2 separate regions of the Homo sapiens genome follow, and region 2 is linked to region 1. A link is a contact called in ENCODE Hi-C or POLR2A ChIA-PET data. All regions are on one chromosome and are shown on one strand. The core of a region is the stretch at or near the end of the contact, and the rest is flanking DNA. Distances in the headings are between cores, read along the strand shown. Region 1 overlaps EPB41L4B (erythrocyte membrane protein band 4.1 like 4B). Region 2 overlaps EPB41L4B (erythrocyte membrane protein band 4.1 like 4B).

Region 1 (7,683 bases), core at 2,125-4,624:
TGGATGTGAGAACACTAATGATCGATCCTGAGCTATCAATCGTTCCTGAGCCATCAAGCTGAATCTGAAGAAAGCTGGCTCATTTGACTGGATTCATTATCCTGAGGGCCTCCACATTCTCCTTCAGGCAAATAAGTAACATTTATTTTGAAAGGTGAGGTTTACAGTATACCCTTAAGATAATTTATCTTGTGTTTGTAAATCCTGTTACATCAAGATAATTGAATGGATATTTCACTGGTGCATGAAGAGATAGTTTTAAAATTAGATTTAATTTTTCAGAATGGTATACTGGCATACAGGAGTCAAATTGGTTATAAAGCCCATTTGAGGCTTTTGACAATTGCTTAAGGGGAAGTAGTTATACTGGCAGTAATGACCGAAGACCCACTTCAAAAAATAGAATGCTGCTAAAATAAGAACGAAAAGTTAGCACTGATTTTCCCCTTGAATTTACTAATTCTAAACTGCTTTTTTGGACATAAAATTCAAGCTGGCTTGTTCTTGTTCATTCTGGACAATGCAAGACCTGTAATATTCTGCTATATGAACTGACGCAGGTGAAGGCCAATATACATTTTGGGAAATTTGTGCGTCGTCATATGAATTTGTATAAAAGATATCTCTGTGGCAGATAAGCATCTGGGTTCCAAGACCGTATCATTCCTTCCTGGAGGATGGCTTCAAGAATGTTGTGCTTTCTCCTTTCCTGTGACTGTATTTTGTATTTTATGTTCAGTCAATTTGAATTGTGGAAAGATACTTTGTTGTTCAATATGGGATTACAGATTTCAAAACATAGACATGAATGACAATTAGGCTTTGATATTATTATAGTTGGAAATAGTCCGTCTGTTTGGGGATATCATTTGGGGATAAAGAAATGATCAGATGTATATTTGAATTGTTTATACAAATTGTTTACACATCTAAAATCTGATGAGAATTAAATTCTTGTGTTAATTTTGGGCACAAACTTTGGAACTGGACAGTGAAAATGACATCTCACCATTCAATCAAGAAGCGAAAGTTATCCAAACCTTAGAAGAATCAGAGGATTCTTGATCCTTGAGGCTGGAAAAAACCTTAAAAGCCATCCAAGCCAGTGGCTCCCAATTTTGGTGTCATGATCAGAAGTGAGAAGGGAGATCTGTTGCAAGGAATGTTTCATGGATGATAACAACAACAACAACAACAACAAATTAAAGTGTGGCCAGGCATGGTGGCTCATGCCTGTAATCCCAGCCATTTGGGAGGCTGCGGAGTGTGGATCACTTGAGGCCAGGAGTTCAAGACCAGCCTGACCAACATGGTGAAATCCCATGTCTACTAAAAATATAAAAATTAGCCAGGTGTGGTGGTGCGTGCCTGTAATCTCAGCTACTTGGGAGGCTGAGGCAGAGGAATTGCTTGAACCCGGGAGGTGGAGGTTGCAGTGAGCCGAGATCATGCCACTGCACTCCAGCCTGGGAGACAGAGTGAGACGCCATCTCAAAAAAAAAAAAAAATCAAAGTGTGAAGTAATATATTTTGTGTGTGTGTGTGTCGGGACAAAGTCAAAATTATCTGTATAATCACATCACTCTAGCTTACTTGATTACTAATGTATTTCTTTTCTTTTTTTTTTTTTTTGAGAGGGAGTCTCGCTCTGTCACCTAGGCTGCAGTGCAGTGGCAGGATCTCAGCTCACTGCAACCTCTGTCTCGTGGGTTCAAGCGATTCTTCTGCCTCAGCCTCCCTAGTAGCTGGGATTACAGGTGCCCGCCACCACAACTTGCTAATTTTTGTACTTATAGTAGAGATGGGGGGGGTCTCGCCATGTTGCCCAGGCTGGTCTTGAACTCCTGACCTCAAGAGATCCACCCGCCTTAGCCTCCCAAAGTGCTGGGATTACAGGCATGAACCACCATGCCAGGCCAATTTCTTTGAGTGGAGGAGATAGGAAGGGAGTTGTAACTTGACCTCCAGGGAAATGCTCGATAACCCACAGGTGTCTCAGGTAGGCCTTCACCCAGAGCAAACTGCTGTTGTCAACGCTCCACCAATAGTCATGGCAATTGCAAATCACTATAGAGCTTGTGAGTTCTGTGCTACACTATATGCTGTATTTCCTTGCAAAATATTTTTGGATTTTGCCAAAGTCTGGATAAGCCCCCATTAAAACCATTTATTGTGTACACTGCAGAAGAAAAGTTGAAAACCAGGCGACTAAGAAAAAGAAGACCAATCAGGGGGCACACGGTGCATTGGGTTGAATCCCTAGCAGCTAGGGCAAGCCTGCTCAATAAAGATCTGTTGATTGAATGGCTATCAGAGCCATCCTGCAGGAGGAATTCTCTCTAGCTGGCAATCATGGAGGGAGGTATAGAAAAAAAAAGTGAATGAGCAGGGCTTTTTGAAGGTTAAACCTGCAGTTGGGGTCCATTAGTAATCAGAGGAACTTTAGGCCGCCCTGCTGAGGGATTATGGGAAAGGTCAGGGACGGGAAGGGCAGGAGGTGTAACCTTCCCATGCTGCACAGAGCAGTTCTTCCAAATTCTTCCTATTCCCTCTCATAAAGGGACAAAGCTAAGCATTAAAGAGGAAGAAAGGAACCATGAATGAAAAAGATTCTTCCTTAGGGGATTTAAAAAATTAAAATGTATGTACAACAGTGGTTCTCAACTAGGGAGATTTTGCCCTTCTGAGAACATTTGGCAATGTCTGGAGACATTTTTGGTTGTCACAACTGGATGGGGGTCCCTAGTGGCATTTAGTGCATTGTGGCTGCAAAACATTTTACAATGCACAGGACAGCCACTGCAAAAAAGAGTCATCAGGCCAAAATGTTGCTAGTGCCAAAGTTGAGAAACGCTGGCAAAGAAAACGAGGAAGCATGTTGGAGTGCCAAGGACACTGGATCGAGAGTCAAGGGCTTTGCAACCTTGTGAAGGGCCGTGTGACCTTGAGAAAGTCATTTCTCTTCTTCTGGTCTGAGACATTGAGAAGGTTGTCAAGGGCTGTGCAACCTTGAGAAAGTCATTTCCCTTCCTCTGGTCTGAGACATTGAGAAGGTTGAACTAAATGGCAGACTGAATCCAGCAGTGGTATGTATCGTTCTAAGATAAAATTTGACTTTTATAAGGCTGCCTCTTTGGATGTAAGAATAGGTCTAGTCAAAAGGGGGCCTGGCTTCTGCCCTGTCTCCTTCTCCTTCTGTATCTTAATCCCTCCCTTCCTTCCATCTGCAAATGGTTACTGAACATCTACAATGTGCCAGGCATTGTCAGAGGGAGATAGAGGGCTAGAAATGCAAAGCGGTAAATGTGGATGCTCCCTCTGGAGCTTTCGGTCTAGTAGGAGGGAGAGACAACTAACAAACAGATCTAGCCTGTCAGGCAAAACACTGGGAACGACGCCTAATGCTATAATTCACCCAAAAGGAAGGTAAGTAAATATTTGCTCCTAAAAGACAGCCTGAACAGAAATGTCAGGAAAGATGGAATAGAGATCCCTCCAAGGCAAAGGCACTTGGTTTAGCAGGCAGGCTAGGGTAGTAATCAGAGGTTTGATGTCAGCACCAAGTCCATGGTCATGGCAGAGCCCCGGCCCTTGGCACCTTGTTTATGTTGATGTGCAGAGGAGGCCAGGGTCCAGCAGCCTTCACAGTTTCCAGTTCCAGCTTCTTTAGATGGGCAGCGGCTTCACTGAACAAGGCAGGTGTTCCTGGACTCAGTTCTACAAAGCAGCCAGGAGAAATAAATAAGGAAAGGTTGAAAGGACAGATAGATACAGGGGAAAAGGGACACTTGCCAGCGCCCGATTCCCAGCACCCTTTCTGCCGGCCTCCTCCTCCAGCAGCTCTCATGCCTTCAGTATGCATCAGCTGATAGGGTGTGAGAATATCTGAGGTCAAGGTTTCAAGGCTTAACTGTCCCACACATGAGCTGGACGCCCCTGGGTACGTTGTTTTGCCTCTCTGACCCTCTGAGCCATTTAAAAATGAAAATAAAATTACTTACCTTGCAGGGTTGCTGTGAATATCCAATGAAGTCATTTATGTATAAATGCTTTAAAAATGGAAAAGCATTATGCAAATTGGAAAGATTAGTGTTCAGGCAAACAGGCATATAACGTGCCCTTAAAAGCCATGTTATGTTCCTAAAATCAAATCCATTGATTTTTATTTCTGTGCTACTTTGGATTCATTTGCCACTACTTCTCCTTCCAGCTTGAATTTACTCATTAATACATTAAATATTCATTAAATATTAAATATTCATTACATATTAAAACTTGTGCCAAGTATCGTTAGCAACTGGGATCTGGGAGCTGAAAGAAAGAGGTGAATGAGACAAAATTTTAATCTAATGGGGATGACGGACACATGTGGAGATATTCCGAAGAAGACTGAGAAAAGGTTTATTTAATTGCTAAAGGAGCAGGACGGAACTGAGGATGGGTGTTAGAGAACATTTCACTGACAAGCGAACATTTGAATGGGCTGCTAAGGGATGTGTAGGAGTTCAACAAGGTGGGGAAAAGTATTCCAGGCAAAGGGAACAGCAGGTGCAAAGGACAGAGTTGAGACCCAGTAGAGTATTTTGTAAGAAGAGAGTAGTTCTGTGTAGCTAGAGTATGGTGAGGAGTGGAGGGAAGAATGAAGACCTTGGCAGGGGTCAGGATACGCAAGGTCTGTGTATGGCCCTGCTCAGAAGCGAGGACTTTATCCCAGACAGTGAAGAGCTAATGAAAGGTCTTATGGCATGTGGTCAGAGTTATGTGGTGAGAACTATGACTTTGGCAGCTACTATTTGGAGATTGTCCTGGAGCGGGTGCCCCTTAGGAGGCTGTTATGGTTATTTAGATATACAAAGATGAGGCAGGGACTAGGGCATGGGCAGTGTGGATAGTGATGAGGGACAGAGTTCGGATTCTTCAATACCAAGTGGGTGTCGAGTTTCCATTTCCAGCTCAGCTGACACAGAGTTGTTCCCTGTGGCCCCAAGGTGAAGGTTGGATGGCCCATCCTGTCTCAACAGCTCACAGACTCACACAATATCAGAGCTGGAAGATTCCTTGGTCATCATCTCAATACCCTCTACCCTATTTCATGGATGAGAAAATAGAAGATCAAAGAGGGAACTCAGTTCAAGGGTAAGAGCTAGAATCGAAGCCTCCACTTCAGTACTTTTCTTTTCTTTTCTTTTCTTTTTTGAGACAGAGTCTCACTCTGTCGCCCAGGCTGGAGTGCGGTGGCACCATCTCGGCTCACTGCAACCTCCACCTCCCAGGTTCAAGTGATTCTCGTGCCTCGGCCTCCCAAGTAGCCAGGATTATAGGTGCACGCCACCAGGCCCAGCTAATTTTTGTATTTTCAGTAGAGACAGGGTTTCACCACGTTGGCCAGGTTGGTCTCGAACTCTTGACCTAGGCGATCCACCCATCTCGGCCTCCCAAAGTGCTGGGATTACAAGCATAATTACAACCTCTGCCTCCAAGTTTCAAGCGATTCTCCTGCCTCAACCTCCTGAGTAGCTGAGATTATAGGCACGTACCACTGCGTCCAGCCCTCAGTACTTTTCAAACCACATTTGATAAACAACAGGTTCTTTTCATACCAAAGATGAATTCTTTGGTAACGTATAATAAAAGTGAGTTTCTAGAAAAATAAAATAACGGACATGCCGAATCAAAGCCCATATTTTTATTAGATTTAAAAGATATAAACTCATTCTATCATATTGCTAACAATATTTCTGGGCTGGGTATGGTGGCTCATGCCTATAATCCCAGAACTTTGGGAGGCTGAAGCAGGAGTGTTGCTTAAGCCCAAGAGTTCAAGACCATCCTGGGCAACATGGCAAGACCCTGTCATAAAATAAAATAATAAAATTTCTAATTGCTCACTCTCTATTTTTGTAACTTCTCTTTCTGGGACCCATAACAGTAGACAGATTGGATCTACCTGACACCACTTTGCTCTCCCAAGTGGAATGTCAAAAATGGGATAGAATGAGTTTTTCTATGATGAAGAAAGTAGAAAGTCCAGCCATCACTCCCCTCCCCTCTTTCTCTTTTCCATTGCTCAAGCCAGTGCTGGGTACCACAGAGGCAGAGAACTGTTAAGAAAGGAGGTGGAGGCGGGGCACTGTGGCTCACGCCTGTAATCCCAGCACTTTGGGATTTTTTTCGTCCAGCTCTTTTGTAAGGCACTAATCTATTCATAAGAGTGGAACTCTCATGACTTAATCACTTTTCAAAAGCCTTCACTTCTTGACCGGGCATGGTGGCTCACGCCTGTAATCCTAGCACTTTGGGAGGCCGAGATGTGTGGATCACCTGAAGTCAGGAGTTTGAGACCAGCCTGGCCAACATAGTCAAAATCTGTCTCTACTAAAAATACAAAAATTAGTTGGGTGTGGTGGCACATGCCTATAATCTCAGCTACTCGGGAGGCTGAGGCAGGAGAATTGCTCGGACCTGGGAGGGGGAGGGTGCAATGAGCCGAGATCATGCCACTGCACTCCAGCCTGGGTGACAGAGCCAGACTCCAGACTCCATCTCAAAAAAAAAAAAAAAGAAAAGAAAAAAAGAAAGGAGGTGGAGAACTGTGACCCTATAATGAAATTAGAGTTTACTGGTAAACCATAATCCCTAAAGTGCTTCTGCTCAAATGCATAAGGCTCTTGTCTACTCTGGCCCAAACCCGGTAGCCCAGCATAACATGACAACCATTGTGTGCTGCACCGCAAGGGTCTGTCTTAAGAATCTAGGGAACTCTCGTGCCCTGCAGCATTGCTCCCCCTTCTCCTGCCTTGCCCCCTCCACCCCTACTCACTTGTAAGGGACTTGCTGCTGGAGTTTGGGGACCTCAGAGGCCCCTCTTTGTTCTCCAGGGTCAGTGAGAGGCTGTAGTTTGAGTGGTGCTGGTGCTGATGCTGATGCTGGTGCTGGTGGTGATGCCTTCCTGAAGCTGCGGTGAGGAACGGTGTGCCCCCATTCTCCTCAATGCCAAAAGGCAACCGGTCCGAGCTGCTAAGCACTGGGGAAGGGAGCGGGTAGCTGTGGAGGGTGACACAGTCAGGATTTAGAAAAGCAGAATGCCTTGCAAGCCCTCTGTGTACTTTCAAAGACGTTTTCTAGGCATTAAACACTGAAAGAAATAAACTCAAAAACTAGATCTGTAGTTATTATAAAGTATATACAATGGTAATATTATACTTAAGAAAAAGAGCAAAGTGGAAGTTTGTATATATCAGAGACTTTAAGTCTTGTAACTTAAAGAAGTATTTGAAATTAAATGAAATAATATTTATTTCTTTTTTTTAAAGGCATTCTCTAAATGAGAGGAAGAGGTAAAAACAATAATAAAAAATCATTTGTAAATAATCCTATGACAAGATCATAATGCAAACTAGAAGTCTTGGGGTCAGTTTCTCTTCCTCTCTGTCACCCACAACATGCAGAAAGCTCCAGTTAACATCAGTGCTGCAACATCTTTTTCTTGAGACAGGGTCTTGCTGTGTTGCCCAGGCTGGAGTGCAGTGGTGCAAACACAGCTCACTGTGGCCTCAAGCTCCCAGGCTCAAGTGATTCTCCCACCTCAGCCTCCCAGGCAACTGGGGCCACAGGGATATGACACCATGCCTGGCTAATTTTTAAAATTTTTTGTAGAGACAGGATCTCGCTATGTTGCCTGGG
Region 2 (7,683 bases), core at 2,027-4,526, 64 kb after region 1:
GGACACCTGCTCCCAAGAGAGGAAGGGAGGCTCCTGCTTGGTGGGGCTGTTACTACCACTGCCCCAAATCCCTGCCCCTCCTCTGCCTGGCAAACTCCTCTCATTCTCTGTGGCCCACATCAGTGTTCACCCTTTCTCTTGGATATCTTGTTCATTTTATCAGTAATACGTAGACAGTCTCTCCTCCAGACCCACAGAGGGACCTTTACACTGGTTCTTTAGAGGACTGAATACACCGTAGTTCAGGGGATTACTTGTCTATGTCTCCCAACAGAATGTGGCAGGCAGGGACAACATCCAGCTCATCTGTGCAACCACAGAGCTCAGCACTGAGTAAGCTCCAAGTCAAAGCTGGCTGAATGGGATTGACTGAACCTTCCCTTTCTTCCTTCTATATATGTATGTACGCATGAACCAAGTGCATATTCAAGCCGTATAGCCAAGTGGAAAGTGCTGGACTTTGGAATGAGACCAAGTTCTGAATCCTGGCTTTAACCTTTACAACATTCTTAGGAACATCAGTGTCTCTGAGCCTCAGCTTCATCATCTGTAAAATGGTTCTGTTTTATGGCCTACTTTATAGATCAGTGATGAATATTAAACAAGAGTTCACAAAGACTGTAGTTCAGTGCTGGGCTCAGGGCGAGAACTGGGTAAACAGCACTTATCGTGATCAGGCAGTGGGAAAGTGAGACAGTGCAGGCCTGAGCCCTTGGCTCTCAGAAGCAAGCTTTGATATGTAGACACAGACTCCCAGCCCCTGCTTTGAGCTGTACCAAAGTGAAATCTGCAGAGTGGGTTCCTGGATGGCCTCCTGTTTTGACATGGAAAAGGGAAACAGGAGGTCCTAGTCCCAACTGCTAAAAATAGGTGATATCAATACGCTTTGACAGTTGCTTCAGGGCTGGGCAGGGCACTATGGAAACCAGGCGTGGTTCTTTTCAGGGAGCTGGGGATATAAGCTGGGTATGCAGAGAGCCATGCCAAGAGCCCTGCAGCTGCCAACCTCTGATCTGCATGTCAGGGGCTGGGTGGGAACACCATTGCTTGAAGGAGGCTCAATTATGGGGCAATAAGCCAATAGCCAAGTGAACCATTCCCTTCCGGGTCCATCTATTACCCTACTGTTTGCAGAAACACCTCCTATGACATCCAATCACCTCCCAGGTCCTATAAAAATCAATGACCCCAAAAGCCATCTCAGCAGACTCTCCCAAAAGCCTCTTGATTAAATTGGCTAAGGTTTCTCCCACAGGCAAGGCGGGCCTTACAGGTTCCAATCAGCTAACTGTACCTTCTTAGCATGCTCACCCCTGGGGGCAGTGATGACTTCCGGTCCCCCCTCACACTGCCCAGCTACAAAGAGGAGACCCATATCCACGTCCCAGGTTACAAAAACTTTTCTCCTCCATTAATTCTCTGAGCTCCTCAAATTCCCCATGAAACAGATGTTATTACACTACCTCCACTTTACAGCTAGGAAACTGAGACTCAAGAGTAGGGTGTACTAGAAAGAGCACATAGACCTGAAATTGCAAAATTTGAGTTTGAGTCCAAGCTGTGCTATTCACTAAATGACTTGCCAAGATCTAAGGGCTTTGGTTTCACCATCTAGAAGATGGTAAAAGAAAGATCTAGAAAGATTTGACAAATGCCTCTCCCTCAGGTTCCTTCTGGGGCTAAAAAAGAAGGTTCTAGGTTATGTGCCTTGTCCCCAAGAATCACCGAGTTAAGAGGAGGAGGTCCTAAGTCTTAGGATCTAAATTTAAAGTTTTATATATATATATAAAATATATGTATATACATAAATATGTGTATATATACATATATATTATATATGTGTATCTATATACACATATATAGTGTATATATACATAATATATACGTGTGTGTATACACACACACACACACACACACACACACACACACACACACACACACACAAATAACAAACCCAAGGCCAAACAGTCAAATGGCCACAGAAGGCAAAATAAGATTTGCATAGTAGAAAAAACACTTTGAGAGTTCAGGACACGCTTCATGAAGGGTGAGGGGGGGGTCATCTGAGATGGTCTTGAAGGATGGCTGGGAGTTTAAACAGGTGAGAAACAGCAGAAGGAGAAACAGCATAAGCAAAGGCACAGAGATAAGTGCAGGCATCATAAGACCCAGACTGTAAGGAGTCCAGCTCAGAAAGCAAAGATGGGAATGACTAGAGGGTCCTGGGAACTGCTGCTGCCGCACAGCTCTTGCATCCTCAGAGCTGGAGGCAGATGAGGACCCTCGCCCTCCCACCTGTTTTTGCCTCAAATTTGTAGAGTTGGATGCTGGAAAGGCCTGAGAGCCTGAGCATCTTCAGGTGTCTGGCCTGGGAAAGCCGCCTGTATCCTGCTGTGAACACCCCTCCTGCTGCACAGTGACAGGGCACTGGCGGGCGGGAAAGCCTGCCAGCCAAGTCAGCAGAGGCTCATGGCAAAGGCCTTCATAATGGAGTCACAGACTTGGCTTTCTGGGAATCTGAGTGGCTAATGAGGGGTCACTTGGGGATGAGGACATGCTGCCAAGGTAACAGGCATAGGTTCTAAGGGCAGAAATGAAAGATACCTCCTCCTTTCTAACTAGAGAACGCATTTGCAGCAGACATGCCAACGTCCCCTTTAGACTCAGAATGACTGAACATTAGAAGTGTAAGTTTTCTTGGAGAACAGGTCCAAGTACCCCATTTTACAGATGAGAAAACAGAGGCCAGAGGAGCAAGGCAGCCTATCTAAAGCCTACCAAATGAGTCAGAGGCAGAGCCAGGAACAAGGTCCAGTCTGACTTCTAGTTCAGGGCCACAGATATTCTGAAGCCAAAAATACCACACGCTTTAAGACACACAGGAGAAGGCAGAATCAAGAAGAGTTCCAGGGAAGAAGAGGGCTGGAGAGTGGCAGGTGCTGGAAACAGGTGGAGGATGCTGGGGACAGAGAGAACCCTAAATATGGCATTCAGGAAGCAAGTGGAAATAGGCCTGCCGCTCCAGGTGTAGAGAGTAGATTGAGAAGTAGACATGCAAAAAAAAAAAAAAAAAAGATGGACAGACAGAATCGGAAGTGTAGGGGAAGAAAATTCAAGGAATTTTAGCTGAACGACCTCGGTCTTCTCAGCAGGTGAGGCAACTGCTGGAACAAAGCCTCCGTGGGGACTGGACTAAAGGTCTGTGCTCAGATCCAGACATGGACCTGTCGGGTGGCCAAGAGTCAATCTGGGGCTACTGAGGCTCAGGGAGCAGCTCGGGAGCTTGGACTCTGCTGAACCTGTGATCGGTGCTGATGCCAGAAGGCACAGACCGTGGCTCTCTCCAGCAACGCCTGGCAGGCTGGGACAAGCCACAGAGGAAACAGATGGGCCTGCGTGTCAAGGGGAGGCCAGGGGACAGTCACGGGGGCAGGAGAATCAAAGGCCAAGTGAGGACACAGGTGAGGTGGCCGAGGCCTGGCTGGGGCTGGGAGGAAGGCCAGGGCAGGAGAAGGCTGGGAGGGGACAAAGGGCAGAAGGAGACCGCTGTGGGCCAAGCCCAGAGGGAGGGGAACTGGGAAAATGGAAGGAATCAAGGGAAGTTATCCTGGAATGGGGACTGGCAGAATTCTGGATCTTGGAGTGCAGGTGGTGACAGGACACACGAGAATCTATGTGGGTCTTGTCAATCTGCTCAAATGAAGCTTAAATGACAGGAAACAGTGTCCAGAATATGTAGGAGGGCCAGTAACTTCAGTCCTGAGGCTACCCAGAGGAAGAGAAAAACTGAGACACCAAAGGCCTCGAGGGATGCGAAGGACAGTCATGAGGTCAGAGGGTAGGACACTGGTCGGCCCAACCTCAAAGGAAGCGGAATTGGACTCAGAGGTGGAAAGAGGAAAAGTTGTTCTGCCCTTCTCCCGGGTCCGGTGGACGGAGTGAGAGTCTCTGGCTGAGAAATGAGAAGGAACCCGGGAGGGTTCGAGGAGGACAGTTTGAGGAGGACACAGTTTGGGGGTGGGGTGGGGTGGCATAACAGGACGTCCTGAAGATGCAGAGGAAGTGGCTGAGGTTGAGGGACACATCTGCACAGGGACATCCAGTGGGAGTGTCCACCCCAGAGGCACTGTAGCCAGGATGCATTCCCGTCCAGATTCCAATCTGTCACCGAAGGACTCAGCATGTCACTAACATTCTCCAGCAGACCTAATTCCCAGGTACCGATTTTGTACATCTTCACCTTACAAATGTCACATGTCACCTGACAACTTCCAGATACAATCAGGAAGTATCTGATAAGTATCTTCCAGTAGACAGCCTTAACCATTATGGGAGCTCCAGGTCTCCAGCTCAAACATCCTGATCAGGGAACCCAGACTTTAATACACTGTCTAAAATAGTGCTTCCCCTCCCCCCAGTCCACCCTTTCCTCGCCTTTATTTTTCTTGACTCCTATTACCATCTGGCATATGACATATCTATGTGCACTGCTTTATCCGCAATGCTCAGCACAGGGCCCAGTGCATAATGGGCACTCCATAAATAGATTTAGATTGTCGAATAAATTATCTTTGAAACCCCAAGCTAGATTTTGTTGGGAAGGGGAACTATGAAGTCATTCCTGCTTTTAAAAAGAGTGGGTCTGAGCTTTGTGGAGTTCACTCATTCTAACATCTCCACTGTGAACAGTTCTGTCTCAGGCAAAGTAAGTAAAGTGCTGACCTAACACAGCTTCCTGGAACCTGCAAGATGGTTCTCGGCAACAGCAAGACCTGCTCCAACCCCATCCACCCCCAACCCCACTAAGCCTGGCTGGCATTCAGCTCCGTTCACAGCACCTGCTCTCTACCCAGCCAGACTCTGTAAGAAGATGGTGGCACAGCCTCTTCTGCTGGTTAAAAATAAAAGCAGCACCATTAGAAGAGTTTCTTTCTTTTCCTTTTTTTTTTTTTTTCAGACAGGGTCTTACTCTGTCACCCAGGCTGGAATACAGCCACTAGGGAGGCTGAGGTGGCAGGATCGATTGAGCTCACTGCAGCCTTGACCATCTGGGTTCAATCAATCCTCCTACCTCAGCCTCCCTAGTAGCTGGGACTTCAGGCACATGCCACCATGCCTGGCTAATTTTTGTATTCTTTGTTGAGATGGAGTTTCACCTTGTTGCCCAGGCTGGTTTTGAACTCCTGGACTCAAGCAATCCACCTGCCTCAGCCTCCCAAAGTGCTGGGATTACAGGCACGAGCCACTGCCCCCAGCCTGAAAGAACTTCTATAATGATGTTTCTTCTTTCTACCTTTTCTAGAAATGTGCCTATAATGCATCCCTAATGAATCCCATTCACATCCTCTCCTGGTTACTGGCCACCTCAAGGGTGAGGCATCCTACAAGCATTGTGACGCATGGCACTTGGGCACCACAACCTCCATCCCAATGCCTGTTACTGGCACAGTATCACAGTTTTAGTCTTGTTTTTCTCTACCCATTTCTAGCAACTGTGGACGTGCAATTAGCAATGAAAAGCCAATCTGTTCTGAAATGAATCAAAGCAATAACCTACCGCAACCTGGGCAGAGTCGAGGAACTGGAGGCCAAAGTAATCTGTTTCCACAAGGTCCAAGTGGTACACAATCTGATCAAACAAATCCTGGCCTTTGGCATGTTTCTGGAAGACAATTGGGAAGATGAAAAAACTTAGGGTGAGACAGCTAGATAAGAAAAAAAAGGTTAAAAAAAACCTACTTCTCTTTGTAAATTGCATACATGTCAGCACACACAAATTTTTAAATTTGTAATTAGTTTGATTATAAGGGTAATACAAACTCATGATTAAAGAAACTCAAATGCCACATAATAGCATAAAGTTAAGAATCTAGATAACCCTGTTAACTTTTGCTAGTCTCTTCTTACAAAAAGAATACTTTTTGGATGAATACCTACATGGGAAGATAAGCTTTGCCAAAATCAGACACACTTGAAGAAGGGTGTAACAGGGCCTTACTCTAGCGTAGCAAAAGCTGGGCTGTTTCTCAATGCAGGCAACCTTACTTAGGAAAGAAAGCTCATCCTCTGAAATTGGCTCTTCCAGTCTTCCGATTTCACAAAGTAGGTAACGAAGTCTCAGGGAAACCCAAAGACCTGCTGGAGGTCACAGGCCATAACCAGGACTCAAACTCAAATTCCAGGTTCATGCCAAGGTTTTGACTATGTGGTATACACATGGGGCATGAGCACAAGAAAGCAGTCGGAGAAACAAGGGGTCAAGTCCTGCATCTGCCACTTGACTTCGTACAAGTCACTCCTCCTAACGTTTCTATTCCTGCCCCTGTAAAACGGGCCTCAGGATACCTACTCTCCCCACCTCTCCTTGGGAAAACTGAGAGAGAGTCTGAATGAGAAACCACCACAAGGATACTGAAGTCTCTGACAAATGAAAAGGCTTCTTAATAGTCACCCAAGCGGAGCAGACACGCTTCTCAGATAAAACGACATCATTCTCAATGGATCCAAACACAAATATGCTTAAATCTAAGTGCCATAATCACAAAGAAAAAAAAAAACCCAACTCCATAGGATGACTCGGTGGCAACTCCTTATTATGGAAACTGGTAAAGAAAGGGAAAGAATCCAGCACTGACTCTCCCTTTAACTGCAGCACTGGGTAACCTAAGAGTAGACGGCAGCATATGCAAAAATTAATTCAAAGTGCATCAAAGACCTAAATGTAAGAGCTAAAACTATAAAACTCTCAGAATAAAACACAGGCATAAAGCCTCATGACTTTGAGTTGGACAATGATTTCTTAGCTATGACACCAAAAGCACAAGCAACAAAAGAAAAAATAAACTGGACGTCATCAAAATGTGAGACTTTTTTTTTTTTTTTTGCTTCAAAGGACATGGAGACATGAAGTGCAGACAACCCAGATGGGAGAACATGTTTGCAAATCTAGAATATATAAAGAACTATTACAGCTCAATAATAAAAAGACAAGTATCCAATTTAAAAATGGACAGAGGGTACATACAACTAGTTCCCCCCAAACATACAAATGGTCAATAAACACATGAAAAGATGCTCAGCATCACTAGTCATGAGGGAAATGCAAATCAAAATTACAATCAAATACTATGTCACACTCACTAGGATGGCTGTAATTAAAAAGGCCGGGCACAGTGGCTCATGCCTGTAATCCCCACAATTTGGGAGTCTGAGGCGGGCAGATCACTTGAGATCAGGAGTTCAAGACCAGCCTGGCCAACATGGTGAAACCCTGTCTCCACTAAAAATACAAAAATTAGCAGGGTATGGTGATGGGCACCTGTAATCCCGCTATTCAGGAGGCTGAGGTCGGGGAGGTGGAAGTTGCAGCGAGCCGAGATTGTGCCACTGCACTCAGCCTCGGCGGTAGAGCGAGACTCCGTCTCATAAATAAATAAATAAATAAATAAATAAATAAATAAATAAATTAATTAATTAATTTTAAAAAAGATCATAACAAATGTTGGAGAAGTAGAAACCCTCATATACTGCTGATGGGAATGTAAAACTGTGCAGCTGCTCTGGAAAATAGCCTGGCAGTTCCACAAATGGCTAAACATAGAGTTAGTTACCACATGACCCAACAATTCTACTTCTAGGTAAGAGAAATGAAAACATATGTTCACGTAAAAACTTGTACACAAA

Evidence for each region. Hi-C counts contacts between places; a loop is a spot of excess contacts on that map. ChIA-PET counts read pairs that join two places held with the same protein, here RNA polymerase II (POLR2A). Pooled maps may share reads with other maps.
Region 2: a loop to region 1 is called in a map of K562, with 4 times the contacts of the local background. The contact joins two enhancer-like sites. A Hi-C loop is called at or near these places in 5 of 168 maps with a recorded cell type or tissue (Calu3, IMR-90, K562 and 2 more) and 1 of 50 pooled maps. POLR2A ChIA-PET finds 5 or more read pairs at or near these places in 1 of 52 experiments (endothelial cell of umbilical vein).

What each region holds. Positions count from the first base shown.
Region 1 is chr9:109,210,102-109,217,784 of GRCh38, forward strand. EPB41L4B (erythrocyte membrane protein band 4.1 like 4B) reads right to left here. Exons shown (of 26, transcript NM_019114.5): 16 at 6,821-7,044; 17 at 3,599-3,717. Among named protein-coding and RNA genes, the nearest start is that of FRRS1L, 47 kb to the left of the region's middle. Within about 2 kb of position 3,375, at least 2 of the 41 ENCODE cell types and tissues checked have a DNase peak (open chromatin) inside an H3K27ac peak, as active enhancers do.
Region 2 is chr9:109,274,260-109,281,942 of GRCh38, forward strand. EPB41L4B (erythrocyte membrane protein band 4.1 like 4B) reads right to left here. Exons shown (of 26, transcript NM_019114.5): 2 at 5,558-5,662. Among named protein-coding and RNA genes, the nearest start is that of EPB41L4B, 43 kb to the right of the region's middle. Within about 2 kb of position 3,277, at least 6 of the 41 ENCODE cell types and tissues checked have a DNase peak (open chromatin) inside an H3K27ac peak, as active enhancers do.